Regions from separate parts of the Homo sapiens genome. Here all the other regions are linked to region 4. The links are chromatin contacts, found by Hi-C or POLR2A ChIA-PET in ENCODE. All regions are on one chromosome and are shown on one strand. The core of a region is the stretch at or near the end of the contact, and the rest is flanking DNA. Distances in the headings are between cores, read along the strand shown. Region 1 has its middle 150 kb from the start of DDHD1-DT. Region 2 overlaps NIN (ninein). Region 3 holds the start of SAV1 (salvador family WW domain containing protein 1). Region 4 holds the start of RTRAF (RNA transcription, translation and transport factor).

What was found. A loop is a pair of places that touch in the nucleus more often than their neighbours do. ChIA-PET counts read pairs that join two places held with the same protein, here RNA polymerase II (POLR2A). Pooled maps may share reads with other maps.
Region 1: a map of CD4-positive, alpha-beta T cell shows a loop between it and region 4 (9-fold over the local background). The contact joins the enhancer-like site here to the promoter of RTRAF in region 4. A Hi-C loop is called at or near these places in 1 of 168 maps with a recorded cell type or tissue (CD4-positive, alpha-beta T cell), 1 of 37 single-sample maps with no recorded cell type and 5 of 50 pooled maps. POLR2A ChIA-PET finds 5 or more read pairs at or near these places in 1 of 52 experiments (B cell).
Region 2: a pooled map shows a loop between it and region 4 (2.5-fold over the local background). The contact joins the enhancer-like site here to the promoter of RTRAF in region 4. A Hi-C loop is called at or near these places in 2 of 50 pooled maps. POLR2A ChIA-PET finds 5 or more read pairs at or near these places in 2 of 52 experiments (OCI-LY7 and activated T-cell).
Region 3: a map of naive thymus-derived CD4-positive, alpha-beta T cell shows a loop between it and region 4 (34-fold over the local background). The contact joins the promoter of SAV1 here to the promoter of RTRAF in region 4. A Hi-C loop is called at or near these places in 1 of 168 maps with a recorded cell type or tissue (naive thymus-derived CD4-positive, alpha-beta T cell) and 7 of 50 pooled maps. POLR2A ChIA-PET finds 5 or more read pairs at or near these places in 1 of 52 experiments (T-cell).

What each region holds. Positions count from the first base shown.
Region 1 is chr14:53,304,925-53,308,361 of GRCh38, reverse strand. No RefSeq gene overlaps it. Among named protein-coding and RNA genes, the nearest start is that of DDHD1-DT, 150 kb to the right of the region's middle. RefSeq lists an enhancer at 1,817-2,111. Within about 2 kb of position 1,746, at least 14 of the 41 ENCODE cell types and tissues checked have a DNase peak (open chromatin) inside an H3K27ac peak, as active enhancers do.
Region 2 is chr14:50,724,793-50,728,383 of GRCh38, reverse strand. NIN (ninein) reads left to right here. Exons shown (of 31, transcript NM_020921.4): 30 at 2,318-2,431. Among named protein-coding and RNA genes, the nearest start is that of SAV1, 58 kb to the right of the region's middle. Within about 2 kb of position 1,928, at least 4 of the 41 ENCODE cell types and tissues checked have a DNase peak (open chromatin) inside an H3K27ac peak, as active enhancers do.
Region 3 is chr14:50,666,334-50,669,727 of GRCh38, reverse strand. It overlaps SAV1 (salvador family WW domain containing protein 1), which reads left to right and starts at 1,422. Exons shown (of 5, transcript NM_021818.4): 1 at 1,422-1,854. The coding sequence starts at 1,761. RefSeq lists silencers at 1,185-1,754, 1,865-1,994 and an enhancer at 2,355-2,424.
Region 4 is chr14:51,988,053-51,991,566 of GRCh38, reverse strand. RTRAF (RNA transcription, translation and transport factor) reads right to left here and starts at 2,021. Exons shown (of 8, transcript NM_016039.3): 1 at 1,867-2,021; 2 at 126-250. The coding sequence starts at 1,927. LOC105370497 (a long non-coding RNA gene) reads left to right here and starts at 983. Exons shown (of 3, transcript XR_007064166.1): 1 at 983-1,048; 2 at 2,878-3,514. RefSeq lists enhancers at 1,542-1,601, 1,942-2,236.

The DNA of each region.
Region 1 (3,437 bases), core at 497-2,996, 1.3 Mb before region 4:
AAACTTAAAAGGACTACAGAAATCATCATGCCAACCACTTTCCAGATGAGGAAACTTAGGCTAAAAAGATAAAAGCCAGGATCACACAGTTGGTGAGTGCCAGAATGAAACCAGATCCTAAATGTCCTGCTATCTAGCAAAGCAGTTCTCTACAATACAATCCCACCTTCCTTGATAATACTAAGTTGCTTAGCAAACAAGATCTTCATAAATGTTGCAAGGATAAATTTCCTTTCAGTCTGCCCGAAGCAAATAACCACAATTTGCTTAGTATTAGTAAAACTCAGATCATCTAGGCATTGTCACCCCTTCAAGTTGCCCTCAGAGTGGGACAGTCAACTTGGAACAAAGTTTGACTTAACACAAGTTTCCCAGGTCTGAGAAATATGGCAAGAGGTGGGATTTATTGTTGTTGTTGCTTATCAAAACAGTGAGAAATGGCATGTTAATCAGCGAAGGACAAATTGTGGCTGTCATTTCCTTTTTCTCTAAAAGGTAAATATGTATAGACTGCAAATCATGTCCAGGAGAACTTATTTCTCACATCCCCATCCATCAGTTTGCTCTCAACTGCTCTCAACAAAGTGAGGAACCAGCTTTAAAATAGCTCTGAAATGGAAGGCTACTCTAGGTATGAAATATCCCATGGACCAAACCCAATAATCTCACTTCTCTTGAGTGCTCTCTTATTCTGACATCCAGCATGGTCACAAATAGCTTTTAAAACTGGACCAGGTACAGAAACCAGTCAAAGAAAATAAGAGGATAAAATTTGGAGAAGCCCGTCATGGATTTTAGCTTCCAAGCATATCACCAAAACTGTAATGTTCAACAACTTAAGCAGACATTCTCAGTGACTTCAGTTGACTTCAATGAATTCTGTTTCAGTCCATTTACCACAAAACAGTATGCCAAGGAAGGGACCCCACAGAGAGGAACTTCTCCTATCTAGTCATACCCTACCAACTCAGGTCTGAGGTCCTGATACTAAAAAGCTAAGTAACAAAGAAAATAATTTTTGTGCCTCTGAAGCCATTTTTCGAGGTGAGATGTTTCGCTCCTAGCCAAGCAAAGCTGCAGAATCTGTAGAATGTTGTCTTGCTCCCTCCTTGTCACCAGCCTGCCCTTTAACCCACCACTGAATGCCCTTTTTCTGCTCCAAGACAGCTATTGAATCACCACATTATACTCCCTGACCCTGCGGGGCCATGGTACAATATCAGAATGTCAAACTGGGTCTGAAAAGGGCTTTGTGTGGGATGAGACAAGACTCTAAGGATAGTAGAGCTGCTGAATCACTCAGGATCTGACCACAAATAGTGCTACGCTAAGCTTGCTGGGTAAAACTGCTGCCAGAAGCCCCTGTTAAATTTCTGGGCTAATTATGGAGGGTGGGAGGGTGACCTTGGAGGCAAGTTGTACTTAACACAGAGACCAGGAAGCCTAAGGGAAGAAACCCAAGTTGTACATCCTCATAAATACAATTTAAAATTCTCTAATTTAATAAAAGCATGCGATCCTACGACAAGGTAGTTTTCCTTAGGAGCAGGTGCACTGCAATTTTTTTTTTAATTTTCATATTAAATCTTCAGAGAGTTACACGGTAGATGGCAGCCTGGAAATACGCTGATGTATCCTGGCAGAATTTCAGACATAATGATTTTTTTTTCCTCTGTAAATCTTCCATCAGTGGGAAGGAAAGCCCTGCCAAAACTGAGAAACCCAAGCTGGAGGCAGCGAGGCTCCCACTCAGAGCACGGCGACATGCCAAGGCTTTCAAGGCCAAATCGGAAACAACCACGTTGAGTTCATTAAAACGACTGAATGATCAAAGTCATGCAAGCCTTCACAAAGGCAAAAATTAATCTGTTTAATACTTGGCTAAATTCTCAAGTGCTAAAGTAAATTTGAAACGAAATTCATCAAACTCCCCCTCTTCCTGTGGAAAAATCCTTTGAGTTCCTCAGAGTGCCCAGCAGATGGCAGAAGCGGTCTTTGTTTCAATCCATGGGCCTCAGCTACCGCGCCATGCCCAAAATTAACGGGAATAGGTACACCTGGGTATAGTTGTATATCTGAATGTGAAAATACACTTTCAGGATATCAGGAATTATATTCCAGTATGGCTAGGGTTATTCTCAGTTATCAATCTCGAGGGAGGAAACGTCCCCAGGAAGTGGTACCAAAAGATGACTCTTGCACATCAATGAAAAGGCCTGTGGAAGGACGACAGTCCAACTACTGGAACCCTGTTTTTATATCTCTCAGGAGCCTCCCACCATGCCCACCCCTCATCTCCCTCCCATTTCCTACTCCTTAAAGACTTGCATACACATTCCTGAGTCTTCAGCAACCTGTGTCCTCGCCACCCAGGTGAAGAAGCTGGGTATGTGCAGGATATTCCCTACTGCAACAATGCCTCCTCAGCCTGCCTCCTCTGCCCAGGTCAGCCTCCACAACCAGAGGTTCTGGGAATTAGGTTCCACTGTCCTGAGCATTATGAATATTGATTCCTGTTGGACAAACTGCAGCTAGTCTAGGATCTCAGATTCCTCCATTTCCCGGGAGGGCAACATATAAAATATTAATACATTTCATCATGAGAAACAAAACTCATTAAAACTACATACATATTCATGAAAATTCTTTCACTGTTTATTTCATGAAATGAAAACATTTTTTCCAACCAGATCAAGGGAGGGAAGAAAATGTTTTCTATAGGTCCAATTTTATACACTCTGGTATGAAATGAATCAATAGTAGCTAGGAGGAGAAAAATCAAAGATTTCCTTTTCAACAGCAATAAATCCAGTCAAATCCTATTTGGTATGGCACTTGCCATAGCTTGTAAAATCTGAAGTTGCTAAATTATGTATTTCAATAGTAATTCCTTACAAATTAATAGGAAGTGCTAAATTAGGACAAGTGGCCTCCAATTGGATCCAGATGCTCAATCCTAGACTAGGTAGAAAGTGTGAAAAATTAGGAACTGTACTGATTCTTTCTCTGAGTTTGTTGAAGGAGCCAAGTTCTTCCAGCATGGAATGTAAACACTTGGGAAGGTAGCCTAAGAGAAGCATGTGTTACGTGGCAGCCTGAGTCCCAGCTGTGTTTACACTGAGATTCCAAAATATCTGAGCCTGGAAGGACAGCTGTGGTGTAAGGAGGAACAGAGGAGCCTCCTGGGACAGAATGACCCCAAAGGGAAAGAGAGAAGCTGGTTCAAAACCAATGGGCCAGGGTTCAAGGGGTGGTGTGGTCATTAACAAAGCAGGGTGACCATCGCTCAGCTTATCCAGGAGACTCACATCCAAGTCCCAAGGGTGATGATGGAGAAAATGCTGAAACCTGTTGACATTATTGGCCCCCCTCATGCTGCTGGCTGTGTTGATGGTGGTGGAAACAATAAAAACAGCACTGGCCTTGGGCAGCCGTAG
Region 2 (3,591 bases), core at 679-3,178, 1.3 Mb after region 4:
AAGGTTTTTGTTTTATGAGCTTTAAAATCTGTTTTTGGAAGCTTTATACATACCTCTTCAACTTCCCAGTATTAAAGTTCTTAAATTGTGATGGTAGAGTGTTAGATGCTTTAACTCTCCAGTATATAATTGAACTACAAAACTTTGATCTCAGTTTTTAGTGGACCTTCTAACCAAATGATCCGCCAAGATTCTTCTCATTGCTCTCTTACACCCTATTTTCAAAGCCTGCTGTTTCCAACCCACCCACCAATGTTAAAAAAAATATCCTTTTCCTCCAATTCCTTCAGGATTAGACAAAAACTAAGATTTTTGAAAGAAAAAAAAAATCCTCCAACCAGATGACAGAGTGGACGGCTTATTACTCTCACCAGAATGCTACTGCAGGCTCTCCCATTTCCCGCTGCTGAGCTGACACTAATTTTAAGAATGCAGAATATTGTTAAATCTGCACGTTTCTGTGTGTGGAGTGATGTGATCTCTTCTGCATTTTGTGTTGCTTTGCTTGCCTATGTAGTGTTAATGTGTGTGCTTTTAAAAATTGTTTGCATTGTAGATGTGTGAATTTAGACTCCCCCTAAAAACTCATCCTGACATGAGGGTGAAGTGTACTACTTGCCTTCTTTCTCTAGGCCTTGCTACCGGAGCAGCGAGCAGTGCACGCAGATTCCTACAGAAGGATTGGGCACCTGTGAAAACTGGGCTGCTATTGATGGCATTTCTTACCATGGCAGACAGATGCACACACCCACCCATGCACACACACCACACACAGAGACATAAGCTAAGATATGTTGGAATTAAGTGCTCTTTTAAATTATTTTATTATTTTTACTGTTAAACCTTTGCAGTATTATGTCTCTTATTTATTTATGTAGAAATGACAGATCTTGTGAATCAAATTCACAAACATCAGCTTGTTACAAATCATTTTATTTATACCCTTTAAAGAGTGTGGATTTAAGATTCTTGAAAGGATGTAGTCTATATATTTTCTCATTCCATATGTTGTAACTATTTTTAACCAAAGGTACTACTTTTATATATGGAATTTGAAGAAAACCAGGGGTATTTATACTGTTTTGTATAAGATGTACAAATCTTTTTGACAGGAAATTTTTGATGAAACAATAAAATAAATTTTAAGTATATGACTGCCTTTGTTTTTCCTGTTTTTCCACTCTTTTGCCAACTCTATGTTCTTTGAATTATCTTTTTTTTTGTTTTGCTTTGTTGGGCAAATAGACATCATTTTGTATTTATGTTTGAACTTTAAAAAGCTATTATTTTTTTTTAAATATAGGCCTTTTTAAAAGCTAGATGTCCTCCAGGCCCAATTTTTTGTAACTTACTTCCTGCATTAGACCTTTGCCTATTACAATTTTTATCCTCCGGATAGTTACTACATGATTTAGGGTTTCTTTTATGATTAAGTGTTACTACTTAGTATCTAAACAGATGGTAGCCTTTGACTCATGTTTAGTCATTCTGCATGTCTTTTAAAGTATATCTTAACTACCATCAGCTGTTAATACCTTTATGAAATCTGAAATTCCTTATGGGGACATTTTGGTGGACTGCAGAGGGATGGGGGTTGCATTCTAATAAGTCAATTGCATTCTAATCTCTCTAGGTCTCTCTCCTCTCCAAAACTCACTTACTCCTTAACCCATCACCGTTGTGTGAGAACAGGAGATTTTTCATTTTCAATCTGCTCTGATAGTAAACCCATCCTCCAATCCAGATGTGTGCTTCACATTTACAAGTGGGAAACAGATGACTAGAAAAATTGGCAGGAAGAGGCTATTATGAAGAAAGAAACTTACCACCCTCACAGTCATCAGCCACTTCAAAGGAAAAACAGACATGCATATTGCAAGCTGATTGGTTATGTTAGGAAACCCTGAATATATTCAGTGCTTGTTTTGTTGTTGAGAGGCCCATAACATTGCAGAGACCCAGATCACAGATGGGAGGTTGATAGCGATCTTCCAAGTTACCTTGGATGTCCATTTTACTAGAGGTACTCACAGGTATTAAATTATGGGTTTTCAGAATTTTGCTTTATATCAGGGGGATGATGGTAACACAGGTAAGATTCTTTTGATTTTTCAGTCTGATCCTTTATCTGATAGGGTTACTTTTCTGACATATGCAATCCATGCAGGGCTCAAAACTCTCATTTCATGAGAAATCCATCCTTCCTGTTACAAAGGCAAAACATTTGCTGTCCTTTCTCTAGGCATCTTGTGGGGAAAATAAACCAGTGTTTTCAGTGTGACATGATTTTCGAATAATATACTTTTCTTCCCTTCAGGGAAACCAGGAACAACTGGTAACTGTCATGGAGGAACGAATGATAGAAGTTGAACAGAAACTGAAACTAGTGAAAAGGCTTCTTCAAGAGAAAGTGAATCAGCTCAAAGAACAAGTGAGCCTACCCGGTCATCTCTGTTCACCCACCTCACATTCCAGCTTTAACTCCAGTTTTACATCCCTTTATTGCCATTAACTCGTTAACTTATGTTGTCTAATAAAGGCAAATTCTATTATAAATGTCTGTAAGAACTTAGGATTTGCTATCCCTCATATCACCCCAAAAAATACGAACTCTGTATTTTTTCCAAAGCTCTGTTTAAGGCATGTTTGTCCACAATTTAAAAGTGTAAATCTTTGCTAACATGATTTACATGGACCTAAGATTTTAAAGATCAAAAAAAATCTATTGATTCACATAGACCTAAAGCATGTCCATTCACATGCTTTAGGTCCCTGTGAATCAACAGATTTTTCTCTGCCCAAGACAGGAAATATTCCTATTTAAATTGAAAAATGATATTGGTTAAAAAAATAGGGGGATAATAAATGGAACTTTAGCTTTCCTGTTCCCAACAGCTTATGAAAACCTCAACAAGTATCTTATTGCTACAGCTAGACTCCAAAAAGATGTACTTTGAGTTAGAATCTAGACCCCAGATTCCAGGACCACTTAAACAGCCTGCTCCTTTTCACCTGCTGGTGGCAGATGTGGCCTTGGTGTTTAGAAATTAGTTGCGCATCCACTGAAGAGACAAGCAGAAAGTACTACCCTCTGGGAGAGTGTTATAGCCTCTCTGGAAACTGAGATGAACATGTGGGGTGGGGGGCAGAAAATGCCCAACCTAGTTCTTTAGATACTTAAAAGCTAAGAATAACAACCCCAAGAGAGGGTCTGAATTCAGCTGTAGACAGCAACTTTTGGTTGTCCTGTTTCTTAATACACAGGGAAGAAAAAGTCCCATTCAGTGAGCATTTATCCATTCAGTTCTTTACATATTCAAGCATTCAACACATAGTTACTGTGGGCCAGGTCCTGCCGTGGGCACAGGGATACAACAGTGAACAAAGCCCCTGCCCATATAGAATGCACTTACAAGGTGCCAAGCGTTTGGCCAAATGGTAGGTTCAGAAATAAGTGGGATCCGTCCTGTTTTCAGTAGAGGAGAACACAAGAGAAAGACATATTTGATCCAACCCAGGAGTTTAAAGAAAGCTTCCTGAAGACCTCTGAAGCTGCATCTTGAGAGTTAAGATTTCAACTAGTTAAGAAAG
Region 3 (3,394 bases), core at 173-2,672, 1.3 Mb after region 4:
TGGCCACTTGCAGCGACTTTGCACTTGCTGTTCTTTCTGCCTGGAATATTGTTCCTCCAGTTAGCTGCATGGCCAATTTCCTCACTCTGTCACTTAACTCCAATGTCACCTCCTCATGAGCCTTCTCTGGTCCCTCTATTACCCTCTCAAAAATTGTGAGTCCTCTCTTATTTTCACTTCATCACTTATCACTATCTAACATAGTATGTTTTGCTTATTTTTTGTCATTTTTTTCTCTTTCCCATGACAGTAGGGATTTTTGTCTGTTTTGCTTATTGCTCTATCACAAACGACTAGCGCAGTGGGTAATGAGTATTTCCTGGTTAATGAATGAATTGTGGGAGATCTGCACCAAGGGAACATATGGAGACAGACACTAGATCAAATGTCTCCTTTGTTTGCTCATGGTAAAACATTTGACCATCTTCTTAATCTTACGTGGTAAAAAATTCCATGTCTTTTGTTAATTGTGATATATGTCTTAGATCTCTTGTGAGATGTTTTAGATCTCAGGGAAAGCATTCCTCATTATTAAAGCATTAATTTGGTCACTAGGGGATGAATCCAATCTTATTTTCCAAATGTTATCCTGTACATTTGGCAGTCTTGCTAAGTTATATAGAAGGAAGTAGAGTCTATTATTTTAGATAGAAAATTCCCGGTCCCGACTCGCAGTGGTCAAAGTCTTCAAAATTCTAAGATCATAACACATAACGTCAGGAGGAAATATGTGGCTATTAATCATACTAATGATAGTGATGATGCAATAAAATAATTGTAATATGCTAACACCAATTGTATCTTAAAAAGAGGTACTGGAAATTCCATCTTGCATTCTTCCGTTTTTTCCTGTTATAGAAAAACGCACTCCCTGATACTCAGTAGAGGATCAACTTATTTCTAGTTAATCAGCATGAACGTTTCCAGCAGAATAGATGCTTTGGTGTAGCACTTGCCTGGGAGTCATGGTTAGCATTCCGCATTTTTTAGAGAGCTGAATTCAGCAGCCTAGGAAACATTAGGAAGAACACCTTCAAACAGGGAACAACGTCTTGGGGGGAAAGAGAGTCACTGCCTCCGCTAGGGATCCCGAGGGGGTACAAAAGCAACAACAATAAAAACTCGTGGAGAGTAGGTTCCACGACATGCGCATGCGACGAACTCCCGCACTCAGCGGGGCAGGTTTCGTCCTTCATCTTCTCAGTCGGCAGGACCTGCTTCTCGCTGAGGATGAGTGAGGACAGCCGCAGCTCGGCGGGGACGGCCCGGTAGCCTAGAGCGCCGGCACCCGAGTCCCGCCGCCGGAGCCGCGCCTGGAGCCGCGGTGGGGGAGGGGCAGCGGCGGCCCGCGCTGCGTCGAGCTTCCCAGAATTCCCAGCGGCCGCGGGGAAAGTTTACGGGATGTAGGCGGCGGCGGCGGTAGTGGTAGCGGTTATTCGGCGGCCCGCGGCGGACCATGGCCCTGGCCCTGGCCCGGCGTCGCTGGGCTTTCCTCACGGCGTCCCCGAGCAGCGTCGCAGAGCGGGCCGACTTCCGGGAAGGAACTGACCAGCGACTGAGCGGCGGCCGGCGCGCTTAGCGCCCTGAACATGCGGCAGTCCCTGCGGGCGACCCCGGGCTCCGGACAGGCGGCGGCGGAGGCGGCGGCTCGGGAGGGAAGGAGGCGGCGGCGCCGGCGGAGGTGGCGGCGGAGACGGCCGGCGCCCGGCGCGGAGCCCTAGGGAGGCAGTTCAGCGCGGCCTCGGGCCTCGTCGAGAAGGATGCTGTCCCGAAAGAAAACCAAAAACGAAGTGTCCAAGCCGGCCGAGGTGCAGGGGAAGTACGTGAAGAAGGAGACGTCGCCTCTGCTTCGGAGTGAGTGTCAGGCGGGGCGTGCCCACACCTGGCCCAGGCGGCCAGGTGCTCCGGGGACCCTGGCGGGGGCGCCGGCGGGTCTCCAGGGCTTCTCCTTCGTCCTTGGTCGCGTGAAATACTGGTTTTGAGATTTTCTTGTGTCTGAAGTGGTATTCGTTGATTGAAAGCCCATAAGAGTAAGAAACTTGGGTTAGTCCCCCCCGCGCCTAACCCCCCCAAGAGCACCCCCTAAAAATAACAGACTTCCTCGCCCCACCAGGCAGAGTTGTTGGTTTTGATTACTGGAAGAGAGAGTAGGAAACATTTAAATTGCTTATCACCTAATGCTATAGGAGTAAAAGTAATTAGACAGGGACACTTTTTACTCTTTTAGATGCGTCGAGATGTGCGTCATGTTTGCAAACATTGCGGGTGTCTCTCGACTGTGCTGCAAGTTGTGCGAACTCTGGGGCAGAATTCCTTAGTCCTGCTGCCGGATGCAGACTTGAGAAGGTGAAAAGCATACCGTCGTTCTTGTAGCCGCCACCCAAAGCCTCATCACTCTTACACAGCAGAGCAGAGAGCCAAAAGCCTTTGTATTTGGCTATATTCGTGAGATTCCAAGAAGGCAACTCAAAATAATTTCTATCGTATTAGAGAACCCCCCCCTCGAAAAGTTTTTTTTTTTAATAGGGTAGATCCCACTCCCAATCCCCACCTCCGGTCCCCCGCTGCTTTTCTTCTTAATGTAAGTATTTGATTTTTGAGTTGAATCTCTTGAATTTTTAATTCTTGTGTGTTCAGGACATTTGTGAGGCATGGAGCTGGTATTTTGGTGCTCTTACTGCGCCCTGGGCCCTTTGCTTAAGTTTCCTTCTTGGAAGCTGGTAGTAACCTTGTGACTTAAGTATTACCTCATATTGTAATTGGGAAAGTTAGGTTTCTAGTATTTGCCCAAGATCACACAGATGGGAGAGCATGTTTTTCCATCATAACCACATTGTCAGCCTTCCAGATTTATGGTGGTACTTGCAATACTTTCAACAAAATATATGTCAGTTGAGTACATCAGTAACTCGAAACTTGATTTTTAAGTTGTTTTTTTTTTTTTTTAACAACTTGATTTTCAGTCACACATGCAGTTAGGTTTCTGGCTGTTTTTAAGTGATAGCTTGCTGTTTGCTGCAAATAAAGTTTATCAGACATTACTTGAAATCGTGAATTATGTTTGTCACACTTTTTATTATACTTTAAGTTCTGGGGTACATGTGTAGAACGTGCAGTTTTGTTAATGTTTGTCACAGTTAAGCAAATAACTTTTGATCTACTTTGTTTTGTTGTCGTTACATCAAGTGTTGAGCCTTATTTATTCAGATATTTGTTTCTGTCCAGTGTTAGTTTCTGAAGCTTATTAATATGAGTGTCTCCAATATTGTTTACTTGATGAATAATAAGAGGGTCTGCATATTCAGGTTTTTGTCTTGTTTTAAAGGTATTTGCTTTCTAACTGGGAATGTCTTAAGCTGTTTTCAAGTTTCGTGTTTAAAAGTACTGTATCCTA
Region 4 (3,514 bases), core at 772-3,271:
AATCCAGCTTTCCTAACACTGATCATTATCATTTTTTTCTTAAAAGAAGAAAGTAATTTTAAGCTCATCTTCATGATTTTTCAGACAAACTCTCTGTATTTTTACTTTACTTCCTAATTCATTACCTTTTCAAAGAACTTGGGCCAGTCGCTGCTGTGGATGTTTCTTAAATTCCCTCTGTCTTCAATCTTGTAGTGCCTGATTTTCTGGTCTTCAAGCCAAACGATGAAGTTTCTAAATTCTGTTTCATCTGCAATAAAAAATATCACATAAATAACTAGAAGCACTACATAAAATACCTCCTTCTCAGGTATATGTTCAGATATATGTTCTTGTGGAATTTTCTTAACTTCAAAATACTAAATTAATTGAACCAAAAGAGGGAGTTGAAAGTACAGATTCTGGAGTTGAAAGTACAGATTAACAATGATCTGTTCAAATCCTGGGTCCAGATACTTACTGGTTGTGTGAACTTGGGATAATCACCCACATTTTCTGTGCCTCAGACTCTTCAGCTACAAAATGAGGGTGCTAATAGAACTTACCTCATAGAGTTATGAAGATTAAAAGAAGTTGTTTTATTTAAGAAGTTTCTTAAATAAAATAAATACGGATAAAAACAGTGCCTGGCACATAGTTTTGCTATTTAAGTGTTACATATTAATATTCCAGTTCCTTTGCGGACAGAAAGGGGAAGGAGGGCAAGGTTAAATTTATAGCAAAGTAATAAAGTAAAATATACAACAAAATAATAAGTAAAAGAAATTAAATGACAAAAAAGACACTGTGACAACTGTTGTCATGGAATGTTAACTGCACATTAAGTGCATAATTGTTTCGTTTAATCCTCCCCATACCTCTTTTGAGGTAGGTAATATCCCATTTTACAGATAAGAACATTGAGACTCAAAGATTCCAATCCAGAACAAGGCTCTATTGTCACTGATACTTTTTTGTTAAAGTAGAAAAACAATAGATTATAATTTGATATGCTTCTACAGGCGATCAACAAAACACTGTCATCCTGCTTAGAAATTATTTTCAATTTGTGAGTCAAATTCAAGCTTCCATTATAAGGTCTTGAGAATTACACAGTGGTCTGAGTATCACAAGTTATACTTGATCACTTTCAAACTTACCAGTCTATCACAGGCCACAACTATACAAAGGAAACGAGTAGTGGTGGGTAGCAGTTTAGTTACAGTGAGTAGCAACGTTATTACTTTTTAAAATTCTAATGCTGTAAAATCCCAAATACCTTTGTATTCACAATTCAACCTTCCCACTCATCTGCTATTAACTTTTTTGCAACACCACATAACACAACTAGCCCGTTACTACACGCGCTTACCCTCCCACTGTGATCGGTCCTGATTTCATTGTGTACTGTCTCAAACTGCTCAGTGGGTTCTGATTGCTTCCACCCCTCGTCCCTTTAGCTCCTGGCAGGCAGTGAACTAGTCTTCAAGTTACTCAGCACCTTCCTCAGAATCCAGCACCGCGCTGGCCCATAATTAGCAGGTGCTCAAGGTATCGCCTAATTACCCAGGGAACCATGGAGTTGAATAGTGAGTGAGAAAGACGAATGCTCTCCCTTTTATGTACAGAGAAGGTAGTTACGTGATGCTTGGAGTTAAGCAAGTGCAGAAAGTAACATGCCGAGACAGGAGTAGGTGAGAGGGCTTTAAAGGCGGGAAGGGGCGGCGAAGAGCCGAGGTACGTGGCGACCCAGAGGAGAGGGGCCCGGAGGCTGCCGGCGGAAACCAGGCCGCCGAGGGTCCCGACGGGGAGGTGGGGTGCGGGCACTGAGGCTGGGACCTCCGCCCAGGTCAGGGACACGCGGCCGGGCTGAGGCCGCCGCCTCACCTTTGCAGTTGAAGCCGGCGGGGTTGTGGTAGTCGAGAGCCGTCAACTTGCGTCGGAACATGGTCCCCGCTTCTCGCTCTGGTCCCCCGGGCCTCGGCCGGGAGAGAAGAAGCGAGGTGGAGCGGGAGGCGCAGGCACCGGCGACGCGGCGAGAGGGCGGGCAGGCGCTGAGTCGCTCCGAAATGACGGCGGCCTTCGCCAATCGTGGCTTAAAAGCGGTGGCCGCCGGCAAATGCCCACCAATCGCGGCTCCGGCTGGGGAGGCGGGGCCACGTCGGCGCACGTCGACGCTCAAATAAACTTTATTGTCAGCTTCCTGGTTGTACAATAGGCAGAAAACCACCGGGAAGCCACTTTCCTTTCTTTCTTGCTATAGCATGCAGAGAATAGTATATGTAGGCTTTTGGTATTCGCTGTACCTCCCGTTGGATTACAGAATTACTGTTTAGTGTTTTGAGTGCATTCATTCATTTTATTACTCCTCCTACATAACAGGTGCTCTTCTAACACTGGTAATACAAAGACTACAAAGCAAGGTCCCTATAGTAAGATGCTTTCAGACTAATTGGGAGTGATCCACAGGTAAACATACAATTGTTAATACGATGCGATCGTTCCAGATATCCTCAGCCAGAGTGAAATCTGAAGCCGAGATCGTCCCTCACTCCCCCTCACCCTCGGTCACAGCATCCAGTAGGTCACCAATTCCTGCCATTCTGTCTCTCCTAACTCTCAAATCCCTCACCTCCTTTCGGACCCCACTGATACAGCCACAGATCAGATCCTCATCACTTTTGCTTACTCTAATTATCTGATTGATTTCTTAGGGCCAGTCCTGCGTTCTCCAAACCATTCCTCCATACAGCGATGAGAGAGATTTTTCTAAAGCAAAAACCTGTACATAACTTTCTCTGCTTATGTTTTAGTGGTTCCTGGTTACCCCCTAGAAATAATCAAAACTCCTTATTGTATTTAAGATCTTTCCTGATCCAGTCTCTACTTGCTTTTCAGACAGTGGAGAGAGAGCAGTGAACAAGACAGACCAGGCCCCTATTTTCATGGAGTTTAAAAGGCTAATGAGGGAAACAATAAACAGATAAGTATAAACTAAGGCTTGAAGATGGTGAGGCATTCACCATGCAGTCAAAAGGGTAACCTAGTTTGAGGGAAGAGGATGTATAAAGGCAAGAAATGAGCAACAGCATGGCCCAGAGGGACTAGAGCTTATAGGGGCTGGAGGGTGAGAGGGAATGACAGCTGATAAGACTATAGACAAAGGCAGGGCTCTGATAAGGAAAAGCCTCTCATGGCAAGCTAAGGGGAGCTATTGAAATTCTTGGGGGTAAGCCAACTATGTACGTTTCATTTCATTTCATTAATTAAGATTTTAATTAAACACTTAGGATCTGAGGAGCATACAAATGAGTAAACTACAGTCTCTATTTTCAGGAAGTTTAAGTATAATGACAAATATAGATGTGTAAATAAATACTTATAATCTGGAGTTAGAAAGAGTAAGTGAATTACAAGAAATATAAAATGTACTACAAAGAAGTACAGGCCAGGTGCAGAAGCTCATGCCTGTAGTCCCAGCACTTTGGGAGGCTGAGGTGGGAGGATAGTTCAAGCCCAGGAGTTTGAGACCAGC